Regions from separate parts of the Mus musculus genome. Here regions 2 and 3 are each linked to region 1. A link is a loop called in an ENCODE intact Hi-C map of the cell type or tissue named here. Cell type or tissue: gastrocnemius. All regions are shown on one strand. Links, peaks and the distances in the headings refer to the core of each region. The heading gives the core; the rest is flanking DNA.

Region 1 (8,009 bases), core at 1,273-6,272:
ATGGGCTGGGACCGGGGTGGCACATAGAACCTGGTATAGTCCCCCGTGGCCGGGGCCACGGGAGGAATCCTAATGTCCTAGGCCAGCACAGAGGAAAGACAACGGGGTGGAATTCAGAACTCTCTCTATATTAAAAATAAAACCACGACAGAGTGGTGGGTCTGAGACACTCAGCAGTTGGAAATGGCAGTTGTGATTGGGCTGAGGCCTTGTAGGGGGACCAGGGCAGGGCCTGGGTGAATTAGGAGGCCAGCACCCCCATGCGAACCACCTCCTCTGCCCCTGCCTCCCTGGAAGCTCGTTGTACCCCACTGTCCTCTGCCTCTACCTCAGAATCGCTCATCTCCTCATCAGAGAAGTAGCCGTCAGCCTCGGTGTCAAAATGCAGGCTGACCTTTGGCCTCTCGGCCACAGCAGACGGTAGTCCTGTCCCAGCATCGGATCTAGCACCCGGAGATTTCCGACTGACCTTCATCTCTCGGGGTGGCCGGAGCCTGCCCAAGGGTTTGGGGCTCACTGTAGGGCCAGGCACTTGGACATTTAAGTCGGAAGCCATGGGGGCTGTCTTGTCTAGTATCTCGGAGGCCAGTGGTGGAGGGCTTTCCAGTGTTGCTGGGACTGGACAGTCCCCAGCTGCAGGGCTGGACGGCAAATGAGAAGACGTCCTCCGTGGTGGCTTCCTCATGGGTGGTCCTTGCGTCCCCTTGCCATCCTGGGCCCAGGCCTTCTTGGGTTGCTTGTCTGGAGTGGTCCGTGCACTGGGCCCATCCTGCAGCGGGGATGGTTTCTTCTTGGCAGGCAGGCGAGTGCGGCCTCGGGCCTTTCTGGCAGGGTCACCAGGTCGTAGCGAGGGGTCCCTCATGAAGCTGAGCAGCGTCTCCTCATCTTGTAGCAATTCCTCTGACAGCAGACCTGGAGCAGGATCCTCCCGGTGCCCACTGTTCAAAGACCACTCGCTCATGGCCATGTCCTCTGCTGTGATCTGAACCGACTGTGCCAACCAGCTGTTGAAGAAAGTGCCGTCGATGGGGAACGAGGTGGATAGACCTGATGAATGGGAGACAGGAGGCAGGTGAGATGCCACAGGTGTGTGAGCTCAAGACAACCGACCCACCCAGGCAAGCCATCCTGTTCTGTCCACGCATCCCACCAGTGCCACCAAGTAGCAGAGGCCAGCCCCTGCTCACCAGGTTGGCTGACCCCAGGACCAGCTTTTTAAATTGTGGAGTGGAAAGGAGGAAGTGGTGAGTTAGTTCCTTGTTCAAACAGTAAGCATTTCAGTGGCAAGAGCAGACCGGCCAGCAGGGGGCGCTGCATCTTTACAGGCAGTGCCTCCAACAGCCTGCAGGAAACACCTGATAGAGCGAGCTCCCAGGGTGGCCAGGACCTTCAGTTTTGGGCCCGGTTTTACTGAGATAAATTGTGGCAGTGACTAGGGAACCTGATGTCACTTTTCTTGGTCTCTGGGTGGCTCAAGAAAGGTCAGCAGGTTTGTGTGGCTGGGTTGAGGGGGCAAGGCACAAAGAGCGGTGGAGACTCAGGAAGGGTGGAACAGGGATAAAGACCTCGCGAGCAGTGTAGTCCTGCCCACTCAGCATAGAGGTGATTTCCAGGGACCTCTGGGGGCATCCAGCACCCTGGCAAGGGCAGCTCCAGAGCTGGCAGAGCTCTATCTAGCCAGAGTGTCTTGGGATCTCTTGTGCGTGAGACGGAGCCACTGTGAGCCCTGGAAGAGGAAGGGCCTAAGCGGTCCGTCTCTGCTTCACGCTGCTTGGCCCTCTTCTGGGTGAAGTTGAAAATGGTAAAGTCAGCGTCTGCCAGGACACAAGGGCCCCTCACTTACCCAGCTGCCCCAGCACAGACTCGGGCCCAGCCTTCACTTTCTCTTTCTTCTCAGGGCTGCTGCCCTTGGGACCCTCTCGGCCTTTCCTTTTTGAATCATTCTTCTTGCCCTTTGACCTCCTCCCAGAAGGCTCTGTGTTGGAGAAAGAGTTAAACCTGAGTGGCTGCCTATGGGTCGTCTATCAACTGGGTCTACCAACAGTGGTACCAAGGTCAGAGTCAGTGTGGCAGAAACCGGGGCAGCGGGGGCAGCCCACAGCTCTATGAAGGATAGAGGAAGGCATAATAAGTCCTTGTGGGACCTAGACTTCAAAGTGCACTACGAACTGGACTACAAACCCCACAGACCCTGGAGAGTTCTACTGAGTGGAAAAGGTGACTGGATGCTATATGGACCAAATGCTAGGGTAAGGAGCTGGACATAGGGCAGAGAATCGTGATGTGGACATAAGAGGCTTAGACTCTGGGCCTGACACCACAGCCAAGCTCCTTGCCTCAGCCTCCAGTCCTGTTTGTGCAGCCAAGCACAAGACAGGAGGTGCGGGTTCTGTATGTGGTCCTTTGCCCTTTGGTCTGCAAAAGATGAGTCCCCGGCTGCTCAGCAGGGGCAGGGAGGCAGGAAGGCTTCTGGGAATAATGTCAAAAGAAGGCAGAGCTCTGTGTTCTGAGCTCTTCTCAGTCCCCAGAGCCTCTAATTAGACCTCAGTCTCCCGGCCTGTAACTCAGACCCCACACCTAGTATTACAAGGCCCCTAGACCGTCCATGTGTCACCCTGGTTACAGCCTTACATGTTTGTCTCACCCTGGTTACAGCCTTACATGTCTGTCTCACCTTGGTTACAGCCCTCCATGTCTCACCCTGGTTACCCTACAGCCTCCTTAAGCCCCTCTCTCCTCCATGTGCATCAACTTTAGGCATTGGCAATGCAATGCTCTTAACAATGGTTCCTACTCACAAGGAGCTTGAAGGGTCCTCAGACTCTAGGTTAGGGTGCAGACCCTCTGGTGTATAGGAGACCATGACAGAAGGTGCTATTCCTACCGTGCTGCCCTCAGCCTCCTTGAACACTGACACTTGTGTGTGGTCTCTAAGTACAGTAGAGTTCCCCTCATCGCTTCCACCCCGTGTGCCATGATTGACTGCACAGCCTGGGACCCCACTTTCCTCTCTTCTGGACTTGGGTAGGCTTCATGACTGTCAGTTCCATGGGGCCGTGACCTACGCTGACCTCTGTCATTAGCAACAGTCATTTTCTTCTCTCTTTTTGTCCCCTTTGATTACGCTGGGTTTGACTCCCAGCACCTGCACGGTGGCACGTGACCATCTGTAACTCCAGTCCCAGGGGATCTGACCTTCATAGGCAGACACCAGGGACACATGTATCACATGTACAAATATGCAGACAACACCTATGTAAACTAACTATGTGTAAGAAAGTGGTTCTTACATAGTCCAGGATGGTCTCGAACTCTCTAAGTAGCAGTGCATAACCTGGAATTCTTGATCTTCCTGCCTCTACCTCCCAAGGGTTAGAATTAGATGTGTGTTTGCACCATCTGGTTTTAGCCAGTGCTGGGGATCAAACCCAGGGAGGCTTCATGCCCTATAAAGTAAGCTACATTCCCAGTTCCTCAGAGGCCACAAGAGGGCGCTGGATGCCCTGGAACTGGAGGTATAGACAGTTGTGAGCTACCACATGGGTGCCAGCAATTGAAGCCATAGCCACTGGAGGAGCAGCCAGTACTAAATCCCTGAACCTCCAGACCCCCTCCTCTACAGGTATGTACTGCCACACTTGGCTTTGATGAATGCTGGCGATCCCAAAGGGTAAATGGAGCAACTCAGCTACGGGCAGAAAAGGGGCAACCATTCCCTCTGAAGACTCGCAGCAGCACTCCCTCCTCTTCTCACGTCCCAGAATGACCCACAAGCTGAGTCGGTAGCGGCAGGCATATCTCCAAAGCTCTCTCTACCTAGCTGCCTTCTGCTGTGTATGTTCAACGTCTGAGTGTAAATAATGTTCCTGTGTGGGGGGGTGCGTGTTAAGCTTATCTTCCCTTCACATGTCCAGACTCCATAACTATCCAATTAAGCCAATGTCAACACCTTTGCTCCTGGTTTCTCGATCTGCTAAATGCATGTTATACCTAAAGGATAGAAGACACATCTGATCAGAGCCTGAGTTTCATCACATGACACCACAGAGAGGGCGACACAGCCACATCTCCACACAGCTGCCTTCCTGAAGACTGAACCCTACGCTTACCAGGGTTCAGGGGAGCTGGCCAGCTCTGACCTGTCTTGAGCCCAGCAGAGTCAGGAAGACTGTGGTCTGCACCTGTCCTTGTGCAAGCTAAGCCACTGTGGATGGAACTGGGCTATCCCAGTGATGCCCCTGAGGGTAGAGGCTTGAAAGCCACAGTCCAAACTCTGTTTTCTCGCCTATCAGCACAACCACGGCCTTCACTGGTTCCCACGTGGATCTGTTATGTCCGTGAGAAGGAACCTGACTGAAGGGTTCTGGTCCCAGGCCCTTCCAGGCCGCATAGACACATCTTCCCAGCAGGGGGCGCCGTGCCTACCTCTGCAAAGGTCTTGCTCAATAAGTTTCATCTGTAGATGGAATATCTGCTCCTGAAGTTTACAGATGGTGTGTTTCGTTCTCTCCCGTCTTGTCACCATGTAGCACAGGTTCCTTACCTGAAGGGACACAGGAGAGATTTCTCACCTCACCTACTGCTGGCCATCTCAAGGGGCCTCGCCGCTGGGAAAAAAAGCAGTGTTTTGAACACCAGCCACTGCTGCTGCCTCCCCTCTGCCTTAAGACAATTGAGAATTCACCCCGAAACCCTGAGCATGCAGGGAGTATCTGGTCTCGAGCTGGCAACCCTCTCTTCCTGCCTAACACCCGCCTTTCCCAGCAAAGCAACTCTGCAGCAGATACAACCATCATGGCAAAACGCAGGCATGTCCCAAGGCACAGGTATCACTGTACTTTCAAATGAACACAATCTGGCAAAATAGCTTTTCCAAGTCTACCTGCTATCCCGGGACCTGAGCCAGGGCCTTGCCCCCTGGGCCAATGCTCCCATATCCACAGCAACATGATGCCTGACTTTATAAAGGACAGCAGCCCCTGACTCCCTTGGGCCAGCTGGTTAGAGTCCCTACAGTAGGCTTTGAAGTCATCTGGCTTAGCCCAGAGGACGGGCACACATTCTTCAGGTTGGCTGGCAGGATATGAAGTGGACCTGTCACTGCCTGTTCAGGGTTCCTCTATCCCCTAAGGACTGCTCTCTCACATACTTCCAGGCTTCAGCCCTGGAGACGCTCCCTCCATCTGGTATCACCTTTGGGCTCATGTGGAGTTTTCCAGAAACAGGGACAGTTACTGACCATAGCTGCTCAGCCTGGATCCTATTCCCACTCAGGCCTCCCTTTACACAGTTGCCAGGTGGTCTTCAGGTCTTACTTAGCTGCCTGAGTTACCTTTAATTAAGAGCTTCTCCTTCCAGCCAGGTGTGGTGGCGCACGCCTTTAATCCCAGCACTTGGCAGGCAGAGGCAGGCAGATTTCTGAGTTGAACCTCTGCCTCTCCTTCCTATGACTCCGGCCTTCCTAGCTCGAGGTAGTATGAGCAGATCTTTATCAGGTGTGACCTTCCTTTCCCTTCTGAGACTACTTGAGAAGGAGATCCTAGGAGGTCCAGTGCGGCGGACAGCATCACAGGAGGGATTCAATATGGACTCTGCCATGACATCCCGTGTGACATGTACTCTGCTGTGACATTCCATGCGTGTGTGTGTGTGTGTGTACTCCTCACCTGCACTGGCAACACCAGGCCGTCAGGGTTCACTCATTGCTGACTCCAGCTTTATCAATTCCCATGTCCAGCCTCTTCCTCCAGGGACAGCCCTGGGTTTGAACCACTGGTAGCAGCCTGTGCACCTCTTACCATGACCCACTTTCCAATCAACCTCTTCTTCACACCCCTCTCCTCCTGCACTTTAGCCTGGCTCTGTGCCTTCCTCCATTCTGGAATAAATTTGTATAGGGGCCAGCATCTCTTTCTTCCTATTGCCTGCCACCCAGCAAGGCAGGAAGAACTCCCTGGAGCAGATGGCCTAAACCGGGACACCCTAGCCCAGCAGGAGGTGGTGACAGTGTACTGGAAAAAGAAAGGAGAGGCAAAACCAGCAGGGGTGGGGGGGGGTGTAAGCAGGCCCTGGGGGTGCACCCTCCGGGCAAAGGGGAGTTGTAGAAGACTTATGGCTGAAAACTGGACTCATCCCCACTACCTGTTCTCTTGGTCCACACCCACAACTGACCTATCAGTACATTTGCACCAGTCTCTCCTTGTGGCAGATACCAGCTCTCTTCACAGCCTGGTTCCACCCTTCCCCATCCCCCATCCTTTCACAGGGACAGTAAAACAATCCCTCAGCAATGCTCTTGAAATGCAAATCAGACCACTTCCTGGCAAACTTACACCTTCCAGGGCCTCGATGGCCTCTACATGGGTGGAAATCCGCAAGATTTCCTGCTGGGAACCTCAGAATGGGACATAAGGTCTCAGAAGATAAAAGTAGCTAAGATGAAGTCATCTCGGGTTGGGGTGGGCCCATGCTTGATTATGACTGAATGAAGACAAAGACCTGGAGAATGGAGTGCTGACTGACTGGGTGGACAGAGTGACTGTGTCACCAGCCAAGTGCTGTTAAGGATTTTGGCCAGGGACCCCAAGGCAAACAGCGAGATCAGAAAAGGAAAGGGTCTGTTTCCCATGGTTCCTCTCCATCCTTGGAGGGACGCAGGGGTGAGGCTACCACATACTCATCTCCGATGACCGAGAGCTCCGGCCACCCTCTTGGGTCTCACACAAGGTCCATTCAGTCACTGAAATAAACTCTTCCAGCAAGAACCACAATCATGTCCTGCAGGGCCTAATAGTCAGCGGTTGCTAGGGGACATGAGCTGGCATCTGCAGGCTGATGTCCACTACTGCAATCTTTCTGTCAGCCGTGAATAACTCTGGACGCTGTGGTGGCCGTGCCCATCCACGCTGCCTGCCAAGGTCCAGGCCTGCGGCTGAAATTTGTAGGAGAGTGTATCTTTTGGGTTGGCCGTAAAATTGATTTTCTGCTGGTGGCAATTCTGCTCCTGACCCATCAGAGAAGATGCCCGTGCTGGAGCACCAGGCCTTGCAGCTCTGTGGAGCCCACTCTCAGAATATAAGGCTTCACCTCTCTTCTATGAGCTGAACTGCTTATGGGGCCAATAGTAATAAAAATACCAATCTGAAGTAAGGAAGGGGCGGGGCGGGCTCAGATCCTTATCATCCTAGTACTTGGGAGGAATGGGTGAGGCCAGCCTGGGCTACCAGGTGAGAAGGTAGCTTCAAACAACACAACTAACAGTGGAAGCCACTATCCTTGTGTGACTCCAAGAGATGGAGGCCACTGTCCTTGTATGACCCCCTAACGCTGACCCCAAGGTCAGTTGGATCCTTACTTCCAGTTCAAGGAAAAGGAAACAGAAAGTCACCCATTAGGGGAAAGGGCCCAGAATCAGTACAGGGCCAGACCACCCAAGGCCTCTAACTCCAGCCCTGCCCTGTCCCTTCAATGCAGGAGCAGGACCAAGCTGGCCTGGTGCCCAGGCAAAGGTGGACTACTCTCAGCTATTGGCCCTGGGCCATGGTTAGAGACTGGGCCTGCTGGCCAGGCCACTGCCACTATGGGGCCTTGCAGAGAACCCCTGCCCCACCCCCATAAGAGCACTTGGTCCTTTGCATTGTTAGTCAAAGTTACCAACATGTAGCCCCCAGAGGGACTGAGGCTGGACCCCTGGAGCTGGGTCTTATTGCTATCTTTGATAGCTTTCTTCTTCAGTCTTCTAGAAACCTCCTCCTTCCCCCAACACACACATGTCCATCTCCCTCAGCCCCAAATATACCACAAGCCACAATTCTGTCCTGCCTCCTAGAGTAAAGACGGAAGTGTGTGTGGCTCAGTCACCCAGGCCAGGCCTGGAATGCCTCTGTGGGGCAATGCCAAGTGTGTGACATCTGTCCCAATCCCTGTTCTCTGCCTGGCAGGCCATGGGAGTCTCTCCCAATCCCTGTTCTCTGCCTGGCAGGCCATGGGAGTCTCACTCACCACCCACC
Region 2 (8,009 bases), core at 1,399-6,398, 180 kb after region 1:
GAGCAGCTCACTCGCACCACCTGGGGAGGGGACACTGCAGGGTGCAGAGGCGGGAGGTGAAGCGTCTGCATCTGCCCTAGGTGGGCCTCTGGGACACCTAGGCCCAGCGATGGCCACCTTCCTACTTTTGGGGGGGAAGGGCAGGAGGCTGTAGTACCGACCATCTTTACTCCAGACAGAGGGAGGTATGAAGCGAGGGAGTAAGAGCCACCGGGAAGCCGGGACTGCCGTGGGTCCCGCAGGCCCACTGCCCGCCTCCTCAGGGTCACCAGGAGGAAGATATCCGGAATCCCCGCCCTACAGTCCATGGCTTCGGGAAGAGGCCGTCATATTGGGCTAAGACGAGGGCCCTTACCGCTTGAAATCCCGCATGAGCCTCCTACGGGCCGGGGTCGACATGCTCCGCAGCTGCCCCGCGGTCAGTCTGAAAGAAAAGAGTCCCGTTCAGCCCCCCCACCCCCCGGCGCAGCGGCCGAATCACTGTGGGTCGCCGCCGCCACCGAGACTGCACAAACAACCCTGCAATGACGTCTCCCTCCGCCGCCTCCAGATCCCTCCGCCCTCCGCCAGTACCACCGCGGGAGGGGGGAGAGGGGGCGGGGCGAGCGGGCGCGCGCGCCGCACCGGAGGGGCAGAAGGCGGCCTTCCGGGCTTGTTGCTTGCGGGCAACTACGGAGGATCCGCTCCGTGCTCACGCTGAACACGGCCCGGCCCAACGCCCTCGGAGCCCACACGCTACCTCGCCTCGCTCCCCCCGTCGCTAGTTTCAAGTTCGGCCGGACGGGGAGAGAGTGGTGCATCCGGAGCCTGAGATTTCGGAGGAGAGGAGGTGGGGGGGGGGGTGACGTCAAGTCACGTGACCGCCAGCGCCGCTGTCAACAATCCACCCCTGAGGGGGAGGGAGCGAAGTATCTAGAACCACGTGTGCCTGTGACGCCATCAGAGCAGGTCACGTGATGGCCTAGCCTGGCTCTGGTTTCAGGTCTAACAAAGCAGGTCCTTGAGTATAAGGAGTTGACACCTCTAGTCATACATTATTCTTTTGGTCCCAAAGTACTGGGGCTTTGCAAAAGGAGACATTGTGGAAGGAGCCGCTTGCATTCTGAGTCTTTTAAAACGGAACAACAAAAAAAAAATCTGGACTTAATTCTGTGTTTCAAGTGGCTTAGCAACTCTGGTACGTGGGACAGGTACTGAAAGTGTGGCAAAGCCTTGTAATGAACGGCTTTGAATGCTAGGTCGGTGCAAATGAGATGGGATTAAGGGCATTTGCATCAATAGCCTGTTCCTGCTAATGGAATTTCCATACTTAGAATTTATACAGAAATGAGAGTGGAATAGATTGCCCAAACCTTAAAGACTCCATCTATGGAGTCTTTGAATTGGAATCTGTGAATTTGCCTGCGGTGGGGCACAATTGTGTTTTTCAAGAAGTGAGTGGGTGTGATTTTAGAGCATATCAATGCTGCTGGTTGTCAAAGAAACCTACAAAAATGATTCAGATCAGGGGAGAGATCCTGCAGACATGGGTGGGAGTTAGAGCTCGACTCTGAGGTAACTCATTACAAGCTTTATACAATAGCAAAGAGGGACCAAATGGACCGGAAGTGCGGTGTGGGGGGTTGATTCATAGCCGATTCCCGAAGCATTGACCACCACAGCCCCCAGCTGGCTCCTGGAATTTCCGTGCTCAGCTTCTAGCCCTGTATTGGGGATTTGTTAGTTCTAGGGACCGGAACAGTGTAGTAGATGCGGAATTCTTTAACTCAAGAAGGGGGAAGCGCATGAGACTCCACTGCTCACTCTTTCACATGGTTCCATGAAACCAGGAAGGGTTAACCTTTTTCACTGTCCTTATCCCTTCTTCCTTCAAACAATTCTCTTGATTTAAAATGACCTTGAGAACCCAGCGTCTTGGTGCATCCTGCCAATCCCACCATTCGGAGAGTGGAAAGGATCAGGAGTATAAGGCTAGCCTCAGTGAAGCAGGATGGTAGCCACCCTAGGCAGCCTGAGCGTCTCATCCCTCCCCGCCAAAAAGTAACCTTGAGGATTGTCAGGTATGTCTTACTCTTGATAGCCGCTGCTGTGTCCTCACAATGTGACTAAGCTAAAAGTTAAATATTCTTACCTTTACGTTTCTTCTCTTTGAGTTATTCCGTAGAACCCCAGGGCCTTAGGTAGCCCTGTAAAATGTTATTGAAAAGGATGCAGCGCACAAGCACAACTCCAGCACTGGGTAGACAGGGGACTAGAGGTCTGCAAATTCCACCGCACCTAGAGTTGGGAGAGACCTTGTCTTGGGGGAAAACAGGCTTTTTAAATCCCCTGGGCCGGTAACAAGTGCCTGGGCTTTTTTAAATTTCCGTCCAGCCATACCAATGTTAATCTTCCTCATGATCAAGAAATACATAGAGTGAAATGGCAGACGCTTTTTAAAAATCTCATTCTGTTGCTTATCTAGCAATTTATTACTTTAAAAAATGGACGGGATAGTTTTTAATATCCAAAATGAAATGTTTTGATAAATTGAATGCTTCCCAAAAATATAGAGAGCAGAATGTTAACAAAATTCACACAATTTCATGGCCAGGTGGCTTGCTGGAAACCTACAACCGCAGTCTTAGAACTATAATTTCACTTATTAAAACAGGGTAACTTGCTATGTAGACCAGGCTGGCCCCAATCTCACATAGTTCTGACTTCCTCTCTCCTGAGTGCTGGGGTTAGGAGTTAGTTTGTGATGACAGGGGCTCACTAATTCATGCTTTGCTCCTTGCAAATATTTAGTTCATAACAAATCTTAAGTAAACATATAGCAGGTCTCACAACATTCTTATTTATAGGAAAAAGAAAAATCCAAGCCAAGTGCCCAGCCCTCCTAACTCTCAAGCTCCAAAGCCAGGCTCTAGCAGTTAGTAGCAAAATTGCAAAAATGGAAATGCGTCTAAACTGTTTCTCTGTGTAGCCCTGGCCGTCCTGGAACTCGCCTGCCTCTGCCTCCCAAGTGCTGGGATTAAAGGCGTGAGCTACCACGCCCGGCTGTTTTTTGTTTGTTTGTTGTTTTTTAAGATTTTTTTTTTTTTTTTTTTTTTTTACAAATACACTGTAGCTGTCTTCAGACACACCAGAAGAGGGCATCAGATCCCATTACAGATGCTTGTGAGTAACCATGTGGTTGCTGGGAACTGAATTCAGGACCTCTGGAGTAGTAGTCAGTAATCCTAACCGCTGAGCCATCTCTCCAGCCCTAAACTGTTTTTTGTTTTTGTTTTTAAAAAAGCAAACTAGTTTCTTTTTTACACTACTCAGCACACTCGTTGTGCACATTCATTTGTGTGTATAGGTCACAAGACAACTTGGAGGAGTTGGTTCATTTTCCACCACGTAGGTCCAAGAAATTGAACTCTACACTTTGGGCTTCGTAGCCTTTTCCTACTGAGCCATCTCGATGACCTACTTTTGCTATTACAGTTAAATCAAGATCTGTAAAAATGGAGCCCTTTTAAAAGCTCTGCGGGCTATTTAAAAGTACATCCCTAGGCGTCCTTGTACTTACTCAGCCTGTGGCAGAGTCCGGTGAATTATTTTGTTTTCCTAAAAAGTTTTGCGTTTCACACGTCATGAGAAAACTTTAAAAGTACTGCTAGGGCTGGATATGATGGCACTCAGCACAGCACTCTAAGCAGGCAGATAATCTTGGGAGTTTGAGGCCAGCCTGGAAGTATACATTGTGAGTCCCAGGCTACCCGGAGCTATATAGTAGCCCTTGTCTCAAAACAAAAAGGGATCACTAGTAGGTAGAAAGCAGTAGTAATTGGGAAACTGAAAATGTGTACAGAAATGGTGTTAGAAATAAGTCAGAGGAGTAGTGAACGCTGAGTATGTGGCTTACTACCGAGCTAAGCCCTCTATCCAAAAACGATCTTGTCCCCGGTTTAAGGATTATGTCGACTTTGAGGTCGAAATCGGTTGCATGGAATAGTAACGAAGCACTGGCAAACTGTAGCCCCATAAGTGTTCCGTAGATCCAATTATCTCCGTCAACCTCCTAGAACCGGGCACAAGTAAGGGACCAGTAACCACCCAGGTGACAAAACGCTCTCTTGCCGGGCGAAAGCCTCCAGGCGTTCATTCTGCTATAAAATGCCCCGCTCTCCCTCATCCCCACCCCCCACCCCCACCCCCACCTGCAAGCACGCGGGCCTCCTACGTCCCTCCCCCTTCCCCTTGGGTCTATCTTCCGCTTCGTGTCACTTTCCCTTCCGGGTCAGGACCTCAGCAATTTCCAGTCTTGCGTACTGTGCTCGGAACGCGGCAGTGCCCCGCCCTCACCCCGTTGCCAGGGCGTCCGGCTGCCCCGAGCCGGCAAGGTCGGCCAGGAGAGGAGGTGTGGTGTCCCGGGCCGGCTGGGACTTGCACGCAGCCGGGCCGGCGGGACTACAGGATGGGCTGAGGCGGCGGTGGTTCTCAGGACGAGGTCGACAGCGCGGCGAGACGGGCCACTCGGGTTGGGGCTGCACAGACTGCGTGTTTGAGGAGAGGGCAGGACGTATGGGTGACTAGTGCTGAGGTGGGAGTCCCCACGCTTGGTGGACCGTGGCTCCTAACAAGGGACCCGCAGTGTTGTTAGCGGGACTTTTTAGTTTGGCTTCCATTGTTCCTGAAAGGGGACCTCAAATTGTAAATCCCGTATTCTAAAAGGATGCCTGAGTTAAACGCATATCAGACCTCTTTTATTTCTCAATCCCGGTCTACACAAAATGCTAGATTAATGAAGGACATCCTGCGTTCTGGTGAAAGTTGGAGCTTCTTAGACAATTTAAGAGTTCCCTCGAGCAGGCTCTGCTGTAGCCGGCACTCCTAGTTTTTGTTCTTATATCCGAAAGTAGGGGATTATCTCTAAGCATTATAGAGCTTGTATAATTGAAAGTGTGAACGTTTAACGTTTTCTTTCTTTATTTCTGTGAAGTAGAAGCCAGGCTTGAAAATGGAGATGTATGAAACCCTTGGAAAAGTGGGAGAGGGAAGTTATGGAACGGTCATGAAATGCAAACATAAGGACACTGGGCGAATAGTGGCCATTAAGATTTTCTATGAGAAACCAGAAAAATCTGTCAACAAAATTGCAACGAGAGAAATAAAGTTTCTAAAGGTTTGCTTCTTTTGCCTTTTATTATATATATTTTTTCTTGTTTTCCCATTGGGACCTATCTTGCTATGCAGCCCAGGCTGTCTTGAAATGCTTTATTTTTTTCCAGGGCTAAGATTTACAGGCCTACATTGAAACACCCATCTTCTTTTTCCTTGATTATTTAAGTCAAAAGAGAAATTGTTATGGGATAAAAATAAAATATATGAAAGAATGTTTCCATTAACAGATAAACTAAGACCTGTCATAGAGAAACCCTCATTGTCTACAATCTGTACTTTTTTATTGATATAAGATTGTGTGCTTGTGTATAACAATTATGCTAGTATTGTAAAATCATTCAAAACTATTCAAGTATAATACTTAGTAAGGATGTCTGCTTTGTACAAGGGATTGTGGAAAACGATGAGAGTAGGAAGAAGGAAAAAAAATTTTTTTTGCCAGGTATTGGGGTGCAAACCTTTAATTCCAGTACTGGAGAGTCAGAGACAGGTAGATCTCTGAGATTAAGGCCAGCTTGGTCTGCAGAGTGAGTTCTAGGACAGCCAAGGCTGTTAAACAAAGAAAACCTGTCTTGAAGAAAAAAAAAATGTTCCTTAGTGGCATAACTATGCAGGAGGGTATAGTAAAATAACCCTGAATAAGAGTGGTTCACGCTGAGCCAGAGAGATGGCTCTGTGGTTAAAAGCACTTCCTAGACTAGAGTCATTTCCTAGCACCCCACATCAGCAGGTTCACAACTGCCTGTAACTCCAGCTCCCAGGGATCCTGTACCTACTTCTGGTTTCCAGAGACACCTGCAGGCATGTGCATACAATCACATACCCACACAGGCTTTTTTGTTCATTTGTTGTTTATTTAATGGTTAATATTAAATCCCACCAATTCCCGTTTGATGGGGAAGGATTTTGTTTGTTTGGTTGGTTTGTTTTGTTTTGTTTTAAACAGAAAATAGGGTATGTACTTGTCCTTGAATGATGTACAGCAGTGGGATAGGATGGAGATACTTCCAGGTTAGGGGAACAGCAGTAAGGTCAGAAAGACTAAAACAGGACAGCAAGAATGGGAAGAAGAAGAGCAGATACTTGCTCTATGAGTTTCCTGTATAGAATTAGAAAGAAGTGTGATTAAAGTGTAGTAAATTGGAAACAGAAAGTGTTTTAGTCTAAGAAGTCAAAACTTGGTTTGGGGGCTTGCTAGTATCATGAGGCCGTTAAAGAGTCAGAGATGCCCTGAAGTCCAGAGAACACTGCAGTTGATGTGAGTTGGAAGAGAGGTTGAGAACTAGCTCAGTTGTGGAAATGTTGACTTGGAGGTGACAGGGATCTGTAACTGAAGGCTATTAAGCTTTTACAAGCAGCAACAGTATCGTATCGGGGAGCTCCAGGCACTGCAGGGGTGCTGGGTCTACCAGACCAAAGAGCTGAGGCAGTCAAAAGAACATGCACGTTCCTAGGAGAGTCCAGAGCTAGAGACTGAAACAAACCAAACAAAACCCGACTCTTTTCTATTTGCTTCTACACTCTCTCCTATGTTATCTGCAGTCTATCATTTTAACTTTGTATCTGTTTACACTGCTGAATTCTAAAAAATGGCCTCATGATACTAGCAGCATTCCTGAGTTAGGTTCTTACCAGACCCCCTTAGTTTTCAACCTAATACATTCTACAGACCACTGCTAATAAAATATAATTTTCTAGTCCCTGGAATGTAGGGACATTAGTTTCTTACCTTGAGACTGAAGTCTAGGTGTTTTATATGTGATGAAGATCATAGCTATTCCTGCCATCTTCATCTGGTACAAAAGAAGCATTTTCCTTTTTAATCTCTATTAGATAATATAAGTCAATTTGCTTCTAACTAGAACACTATACTAGCACCTGTAGACAGTCAGAACTGCTCTATTCTAGACTGTATGAAGGAAAGATTAAAAGCTAATAAAGGTAATTTTGTACTATGAGAGACATCAGTCCCTGCCTTATGAAATGAATCAGCACTGTCGGGTCATTTGTGCTCCTTAAGTGAGAAATAGAATTAGGAGATAATTAGTAGCCTAGAGGAGTCCATAGCTAGAGACTGGAACTAAGGGGAAGAAGCCTCCAAATACAAATTTTCTAGTCACTGGAATCTAGGGGCATTAAGGTTTCTTGCCTTGAGACCAGAGTCTAGGTAAACTGGGTATCCTGCCTCCACCTCTCTAGCAGTGAGATTACGTGCAGCACCATGCCTGCTATGTCTTAATTTTTAAAATACATTTATTGTGTGTGTTCATACACATCAACAGCACACAGGTAGAGGACAAAGGGTAGCTTGCTAAAATTGGAAGGCTCTCACGGACTGAACTCAGGGTGACGGGCTTGACAGCAAGTGCCTGTACCCCTTGAGCCACCCAGTTTTATGTGGTGCTAGGGATCGAACCCCATGCTTTGTGCATGCTAGATAGCACTCTACCAGCTGAGTAACAGTTCCAGCCCCTGCATAATAATGTTTATAAAAGTAACCATGAGGGGCTGGTGAGATGGCTCAGCGGGTAAAAGCACTGACTGCTCTTCCGAAGGTCCTGAGTTCAAATTCCAGCAACCACATGGTGGCTCACAACCACCCGGAATGAGTTCTGATGCCCTCTTCTGGTGCATCTCAAGACAGCTACAGTGCAACTAGTTATAATAATAAATAAATCTTTAAAAAAAAGAAAAAAGTAACCGAGAGTGACAGGAACCCTGAGATAAGCCTGAAAACATTTTATTGTTATAAATGCACACAAATAACTTGAGACAGGGTCTCACTATGTATCCCTGGATGTTTTGGAATTTGCTATGTAGACTAGGCTGCCCTCAAATGCACATATTTGCCATGT
Region 3 (8,009 bases), core at 1,399-6,398, 400 kb after region 1:
GCAGTTGGGTGCTCTTACCCACTGAGCCATTTCACCAGCCCCCGACAAAGATTTTCTTAAACCTGTGCTTACAAACACATGTGAAACAGACAGTGAAGCCCAGTGTAACCTACAGGCTCTGGGTGGTCTTGTTGTAGAGGCTGTACACACGTTGGTCAGAGACTGTGTAGGAAGCCTCTGTACACTGTTGCTATGAGTTAAACGGCTCCAAATCATTTATTCTATTAAGCTATTCTAAGAACAGTAAGCATTTGGAGAAAAGAAGAAATAAATACTTGCTATTACAGATAAAATTGTAGGTAATTTGTTTCTAGGAAACTTGCCTTGGAAGAAATGGTACAGATGTTCTTTGAAAGGGGTGATGTGATGTGGTGTAAGGGACCACCTTGGAACTAAATAAGGAAGGAAGAGCAGTATAAAAGGAGCAAGCATAGGTAAGTGTGTTCTTTGCTTCAATTGAGCTAACAAAAAAGAGCCATACAAATAATGAATCCTATGCAGCACAACAAGAAAACCTACAGAATCAACTGTCCTGGCCCATAGAGGCCCACAGAGACCAAACGACCAGCCAGGAGCCTGTATGGGACTCCCTATGCCCTCTGCAGACTGTAATGGTTGTGCATCTTGGTCTTGATGTGGGAATCCTAACAGCAGGAGCAGGAGCTGCCTCTGACTCTGTTGCCCTCATCTGGGACCCTTTCTCCCTACTGGGATGCTTCTTCTAGCATCAAGGGAAGTTGCACCTAGTATTACTGCATCTTGATATGCCAAGGACAGTTGGTATCCATGGAGGGGGGCTCTTCTTTTCTGAAGAGAGTGGGAGGAGGAGTGGGTAGGTGGGGTCAGTGAAGTGGAGTAAGGACTGGGAGAGAGAAAAGGGAGGGGAAACTGTGGTTGAGATGTAAAGTAAGTAATTGGCCACAAAACAGGCCTCAACCGATACAAAAATATTGAAATTATCCCATGTATCCTATCAGATCACCACAGACTAAAGCTGATCTTCAATAACACAACATAAATAATAGAAAGCCAACATTCACGTGGAAGCTGAACAACACTCTACTCAATGATAACTTGGTCAAGGAAGAAATAAAAAAAAAAGAGATCTAAGAGTTTTTAGAGTTTAATGCAAATGAAGCCACAACATACCCAGACATATATGGGGCACAATGAAAGCATTCCTAAGAGGAAAACTCATAGCTCTGAATGACGCCATAAAGAAACTAGAGAGGCGTACACTAGCAGCTTGACAGCACACCTAAAAGCTCTAGAACAAAAGGAAGAAAATTCACCCAAGAGAGTAGACAGCAGGAAATAATCAAACTCAGGACTGAAATCAACCAAGTGGAAACAAAAAGAACTATACAAAGAATCAACCAAACCAGGAGCTGGTTCTTTGAGAAAATCAACAAGATAGATAAACTATTAGCCAGACTAACTAGAGGGCACAGGGACAGTACCCTAATTAACAAAATCAGAAATGAAAAAGGAGACATAACAACAGAACCTGAGGAAATCCAAAACATAATCAGATTCTACTACAAAAGCCTATACTCAACATAACTGGAAAACCTGGATGAAATGAAAATGGACAATTTTCTAGACAGATACCAGGTAGCAAAGTTAAATCAGGATCAGATTAATGATCTAAACAGTCCCATTTCCCCTGAAGAAATAGAAGCGGTCATTAATCGTCTCCCAACCAAAAAAAAAAAAAGCTCAGGACCAGATGGATTTAGTGCAGAGTTCTGTCAGACCTTCAAATAAGACCTAATTTCAATTCTCCTCAAACTATTTCACAAAATAGAAACACTAGGTACTCTACCCAGCTCATTCTATGAAGCCACAATTATTCTGATACCTAAACCACACAAAGATCCAACAAAGAAAGAGAATTTCAGACCAATTTCCCTTATGAGATGTAAAGTAAGTAAATAAATAAATAAATACATTAATTAAAATATATTCTATGAGTATTTTGAATGACAATACAAAATGAAAAAGTTGATAGTGCAAGATACTACTAAAATACTTATATTATTTTATTATTTCTTTATGCTTATTTATGTTTGTGTCTGTGTGTCTTTGTGCACATGGATGTCCACAGAGACCAGAAGAGAGTACTGGATCCCACTCTGGAGTTAAAGCTGACTGTGAGCTGAGAACTGAACTCTGGGCCTTTGGAAGAGCAGCAAGCACTCTTTAACCATTGAGCTGTCTCTCTAGTCCCATATTTAAGATACATATATTGTCCTTTTAGAAGAATATAGTAATGTAAAGGTAGAGGACCAATCATAAACACATTTATTTTAAACAGTAAAAAATTTGAAAAACGTATTTACTAAGAAATGAGAGGAAAAACCAAGACCCATAAAGGGATTGTTCATAAAACATGAAAATAGAATAGTGTAAAAAAAAAAATGTTCTCTAAAGGTTGATGTTTTATTTTCCTTTTCCCCTTCCTTTTTTCTTCTTTCTTTCTTTCTTTCTTTCTTTCTTTCTTTCTTTCTTTCTTTCTTTCTTTCTTTCTTTCTTCCTTCCTTCCTTCCTTCCTTCCTTCCTTCCTTTCTTCCTTCCTTCCTTCCTTCCTTCCTTCCTTTCTTCCTTCCTTCCTTCCTTCCTTCCTTCCTTCCTTCCTTCCTTTCTTCCTGCCTGCCTGCCTGCCTGCCTGCCTTCCTTCCTTCCTTCCTTCCTTCCTTCCTTCCTTTCTTCCTTCCTTCCTTCCTTCCTTCCTTCCTTCCTTCCTTCCTTCCTTCCTTTCTTTCTTTCTTTTTTTGACAGAGTTTTCTCTGTGTAGCCCTGGCTGTCGTGGAACTAGCTCTGTAGACCAGGCTGGCCTCCAGCTCACAGAGATCCACCTGCCTCTGCCTCTGGGCTGGGATTAAAAAGTCTGCACCACCATCGCCTGGCTAACAGCCTGTACTCGTAACCTCTGAGCCGGCGTGCTGCTACCACAGACTCTTCTCTGTGAACCTGTGAAGAGATGGCCAGAGAACCCCACCACGTAGCCTCAGACCAACTTCTACTGTGAGCTTCTGAGCTACGTAACCCAACTGCCCACTTGATGTGCCTCCCTTGACCAGCATCTCAAAATGAGTTCCTGGGGCCAATGAGAGGGCTCAGTCGTTAAAGGAGCTTGCTGCCAAGCCAGATGACAATGACGTGAGTTTGGTGCCCTGAATCCATGGCATGGAAAGCAAGAATCGATCCCTACATTTGCCTAACGACTTCTACCACAAGCTGAGCCTCACCCCAGCTCAAAAAGTAAATAATGAATAAAAAGAAAACCAGATCCTTCTCTCATGCTCAAGTTCCTGGGATTGTGTTTGCCTTTCACGCAGCGATGCTTGATGCCCCTCTCTCCGCCTCCACAGAGGTCGGGCAAGGAGACTTCTAAAGCCATCTTCCTCCTTATCACCTAGCTCAAGCCTCCTAAGAAAGCCCTCCAACCCCTGCTGCCCAACCCAATGTGAACTCATTTCACAGAGGAGCACTGGCCCCGTGCTCGCTGGAGGATTGGACCAAGCTGTACTGGTTCGAGGCCTCTGCTGGTCAGACCGGGTCAGAACAGGCTTCTGAACAGGACCCCATTGAATTCTAGATAGGAGAAGCAAAGGAGATGGAAGGTGGGGGTGGGGGAGGAGGGCTTGGTGTGCTCTGTGACAGACAAGTGGCCCTCTGGCACCATCTGCTGGGCAGACTACTGAGTGGTGATGGTTTGGGGGCATTAGCTAGGATAAAGCTGTTCAATTACAATGCCCTGTCTCTGCCTTCTGTGAGCCCTTGGGGGTACCCATCTGTTCCAGTAGGTTCTCCATTCTGGGGTGGAGTAGAGTAAAGTAAAGGGCATTCTCTTCTGATGAGCTTTGGCTTCCTGTGGTGAGATAGCCATAGCCAGGTTCAAAGTCTGTCTCCTCACTTTTCTGATGTGTAATCTGGCACAGTTAATGTGGCCAGCTACAGCTTTGCCATCTTGCCCAGTGTTACAGAATTGAGCTCCTGCCTGGCACACTAGTTTACACAATACCATTTATCAGCTCCTAACTTGTAGGGAGGCCCACAACCTGGGCCTCTGGTGGTATGGCTATAGATGTGTGTCCACCAACTTTCTCCTCTGTCACTTAGATGTGGACACCACTCTTGCCTTGAGCTTCTGATGAAGCATCCTGAGGTGAGGAATGTCACCCATCAGAAGGCTCTACAGAAGATGGCCCAAGTAGAGGCAAGGATGGACCTTTCTGGAGCTTTGTCCAAGGTCAAGGGCCAAGGCTAGACTCTGGGCACTAAGCCCTCCTTCCAGAAACTTCCCTCTCTATGCTCCTCCAGCTTTGGCACAGGGTGACTGGGCAGCCACAGAAGCTCCAAGGTGACAGACACTATTCAGAGCACTTCTGGAGGATCTGGGTTCTGCTTCCAGCACCTATATCAGGAGTTCACAACCATGGCCACAAACACCCATAGCTCTGGTTCCAGGGGACCCAGCACCCCTTCTGGCCTCGGAGAGCATTTGCATGAATATGGTGCACATGCATACATTTAGGTACATACACATAGATATAAAACAAATCATATATTAACATTTTTAACATTTATTTTTTAAAAATTTTCTCTCTCTGCCGGGCAGTGGTGGTACACACCTCTAATCCCAGCACTTTCCAGGCAGAGACAGCTGGATCTTTGTGAGTTGAGGCCAGTCTGGTCTACAGAGTGAGTTCCAGAACAGCTAGAGCTACAGAGAGAAACTTTTTTTTTTAAGATTTATGTATTACATGTAAGTACACGGTAGACACTCCAGAAGACACTCCAGAAGAGGGCATCAGATCTTGTTATGGATGGTTGTAAGCCATTATGTGGTTGCTGAGATTTGAACTTAGGACCTTTGGTGCTCTTAACCACTGAGCCACCATATGGTTGCTGGGATTTGAACTCAGGACCTTTGGTGCTCTTAACCACTGAGTCATCTCTCCAGTCCCAAGAAACTTTGTCTTAAAAAAAAAAATTTCTCCCTCTCCCTCTCCCTCTCCCTTCCCCTCCCCCTTCCCCCTCCCCCCTCCCTGCAGACCTGTTGCCAAGGCAACAACCACCATATTCCTAGAATCCACTTGGCTCATCTCCCACCTTTTTTTTTTCTCCCCAGACAGGGTTTCTCTGTGTAGCCCTGGCTGTCCTGGAACTCACTCTATAGACCAGGCTGGCCTCGAACTCAGAAATTCGCCTGCCTCTGCCTCCCAAATGCTGGGATTAAAAGGCATGCGCCACCACGCCTGGCTCTCACCTCCCATCTTTCCCTGTGATTACATCATCATCCATATATAAAGAAAGGGCCCCCTGCCGGGTGTGTGGAAAATGCCTTTAATTCCAGCACCCGGGAGGCAGAGGCAGGGGGATTTCTGAGTTAGAGACCAGCCTGGTCTACAGAGTGAGTTCCAGGACAGCCAGGGCTATACAGAGAAACCCTGTCTCAAAAAAACAAAACAAAACAACAACAACAACAACAACAAAAAAAAAAAAACAAAAAGAAAAAAAAAGAAAGAAAGGCCCCCCTGATTTCTCTCTCTCCTCTCTCTCTCTCTCCTCTCTCTCTCTCTCTCTCTCTCTCTCTCTCTCTCTCTCTCTCTCTCTCTCCTCTCTCTCTCTCTCTCTCTCTCTCTCTCTCTCTCTCTCCCCCTTCTCTTTCTGCCGCCCCTCTCTCTCCCAATATACCTCCCATGGAACTGTTTGGCCTGCCGTGGTCCTTCTGAAGCAGCACAGCGTTCAAGATCAAACCAGCACCTGGATAGATAGAAAGATTCTGATGCCCCAGAGACCTCCCTCAACACCCATCAGCTGCTCAGCAGCTGATTGGCTTCCTTTGGCTTCCTTTGTGGTGTTTGTTGAAATGGATTCACAGAGTAAGTCATTTTACACCTAGTGGCTTTCATTCAACATTGAGGTTCATCTATGTTCTGTTGGTTTTCTCTTTCAGTTTGAAAGTCTATGGTGTGAATATTCTGCAGGTTATTTGTACAGCAGATGGTGGTGTTATTTCTAAGAGACAGGGTTTCTCTATATAGTTCTGGCTGTCCTGGAACTCACTTCTGTAGACCAGGCTGGTCTTGAACTCAGAAATCTGCCTGCCTCTGCCTCCCAAGTGCTGGGATTAAAGATGTGCGCCACCACCGTCCGGCTCTAACTTTTTAATAATACCTATCTATCTATTTATTTATTATGTATGCGGTGTTCTGCCTGCATATATGCCTGCACTACAGAAGAGGGCGCCAGATCCCATTACAGACTGTTGTGAGCTACCATGTGGTTGCTTGAGAAATTGAACTCAGGACCTCTGGAAGAATAGTCAGTACTCTCAACCTCTGAGTCATCTCTCCCACCCTGCCCTATTTCTAACATTTGATTGGCAAATAAAGCTGCTGTCATGGCTTAGCCGGGGGTCTGAGCATAACCACCAAGGATTCCCATCCTAGAAGTTTGGTCTCAAATGGTGATGAGGAGGCAGAACCGTTAGGTGATTTCTATCTCTTTAAGTACCTACTTGGAGGTTAACACTGTTCTTGTGGAATAAATTAGTTCTTGAGAGAAATTGTTGTCCAAAAGTGTCCTCATCCTATGTACTTGGCCCCTAATACAGCTGTTATGAATATTGAAACATAACCTGTGGAACACATAAGCACTTATTTGGTTTCTTTTCTTTCTTTTTTTTTTTTTTTTTTTTCATTTTGGTTTTTCGAGACAGGGTTTTTCTGTGTACCCCTGGCTGTCCTGGAACTCACTCTGTAGACCAGGATGGCCTCGAACTCAGAAATTCGCCTGCCTCTGCCTCCCAAGTGCTAGGATTAAAGGCATGTGCTACCATTGCCCGTTAAGCACTTATTTCAGTTGGACATAAATTCAGTACTGGAGTTGCTGAGCCACTGGGTTCATGGAGGTTTTTATCTTTTGTAGATATTTCCAATTAGCGGGGTTCACCAACGTGTACTTCCACCAACAGTGTTGTGGAAGAGAGTGTCAGTTGGTCCACGTCCTTGTCAACACTTGATACTGTCACTGTTTTAAGTTTAGCCATTCCAGTGACAGAAATAATTTTGCCAAAAACAGATGACATCTCTCATAACTGTTATCAGGGTCTGCCTTGTAGATGGGGAGAGTGACAGCACCTTTCCCATCTTACATGAGACATTTAAAGCAGGTGAGTGGCGGCAGGTTTGCAAGATTTCTGTGCATCTGTGTAAGGCAAGTGGGCCAGACAGGCATAAAGACTGCTAAGGTTGAGTGAGCTCAGACCCCAGGAATCAGAAATCTGAGAGCTGTCGCTATACTTCCTGCCTGTCTCTGTACCTGCTCTGGAACACGTAACCACAACACCCCGCTGAGAGGATCCTGCGCTATCAGTCACGGGATGTAGCACCTGGAGTTCTTCCCCATGCAAATATAGAGCATCAGCAACATCTCAAACTCAACCAATAGGAAACACCTACCCCCTAAATCCCACCCCACTGCTTAAAGTTCATACAGTCCCTGTCTACATTGGAATAACGCTCACAACTTATCTCCCCAAGGATCGAGGGTCATCTGAGAGTGGCTAGTGTTCTCTCTTCCGAAGCATTTCATTGTTGGACCTTGGACCTGCCTGGCTGGGCAGGCTCTTGCCGCTGCCACGCCTACTGCGGTTGGTGTCGCTGCCGAGGTAGTTAAAGAGAGACCTGGGACCTTGGCTACCTGCCCAAACCTGTTTGCTTCTCTTCTAAGAACTGTAACACTTCCGCATTCTCGACCGTACTGGAATCCCATTGAAAGTCCTGACTCCCCCCTCCCCCTCCGCATAGTCAGCACACCTGTAACTATATGAACTTGAAACTCCTCGGACTTGTATAGATCAAAATGGAAGCGCTGCTCTCTTATTTTACTACTGCTCCGGCAACAGTTGAAACCAGAGTGTGATGGGTAACGTCGACTTGACAAGATCTAGAGTCACCTAGGAGGCAAACCTCTAGACCAGTGAGTGGTTCTTAACC

What was found. Hi-C counts contacts between places; a loop is a spot of excess contacts. Peaks named below come from ENCODE experiments on the same cell type or tissue, not always from the same donor. Only the 100,000 strongest peaks of a DNase experiment are listed, where the experiment ranks them.
Region 2: it touches region 1 in a loop (2.9-fold over the local background); 2 of 42 quality-filtered maps call a loop at or near these places.
Region 3: a loop joins it to region 1, with 3 times the contacts of the local background. A loop is called at or near these places in 17 of 42 quality-filtered maps.

What each region holds. Positions count from the first base shown.
Region 1 is chr11:51,816,654-51,824,662 of GRCm38, forward strand. It overlaps Jade2 (jade family PHD finger 2), which reads right to left. Exons shown (of 13, transcript NM_001357588.2): 11 at 4,426-4,543; 12 at 1,844-1,975; 13 at 1-1,047. The coding sequence ends at 242. Among named protein-coding and RNA genes, the nearest start is that of Gm30110, 35 kb to the right of the region's middle. In gastrocnemius, for the core only: CTCF peaks have their summits at 1,293 (motif pointing right), 3,490 (motif pointing right) and 4,396 (motif pointing right); DNase peaks (open chromatin) are centred at 1,308, 3,503 and 4,406; H3K27ac peaks cover 311 bases.
Region 2 is chr11:51,999,938-52,007,946 of GRCm38, forward strand. Cdkl3 (cyclin-dependent kinase-like 3) reads left to right here and starts at 4,284. Exons shown (of 14, transcript NM_001166654.1): 1 at 4,284-4,573; 2 at 4,976-5,155. The coding sequence starts at 4,991. It overlaps Ube2b (ubiquitin-conjugating enzyme E2B), which reads right to left and starts at 554. Exons shown (of 6, transcript NM_009458.5): 1 at 356-554. The coding sequence starts at 399. In gastrocnemius, for the core only: a CTCF peak has its summit at 3,138 (motif pointing right); DNase peaks (open chromatin) are centred at 1,620 and 4,305; H3K4me3 peaks cover 2,390 bases; H3K27ac peaks cover 4,323 bases.
Region 3 is chr11:52,216,814-52,224,822 of GRCm38, forward strand. No RefSeq gene overlaps it. Among named protein-coding and RNA genes, the nearest start is that of Olfr1371, 6.8 kb to the left of the region's middle. In gastrocnemius, for the core only: CTCF peaks have their summits at 3,698 (motif pointing left) and 6,239 (motif pointing right); a DNase peak (open chromatin) is centred at 3,685.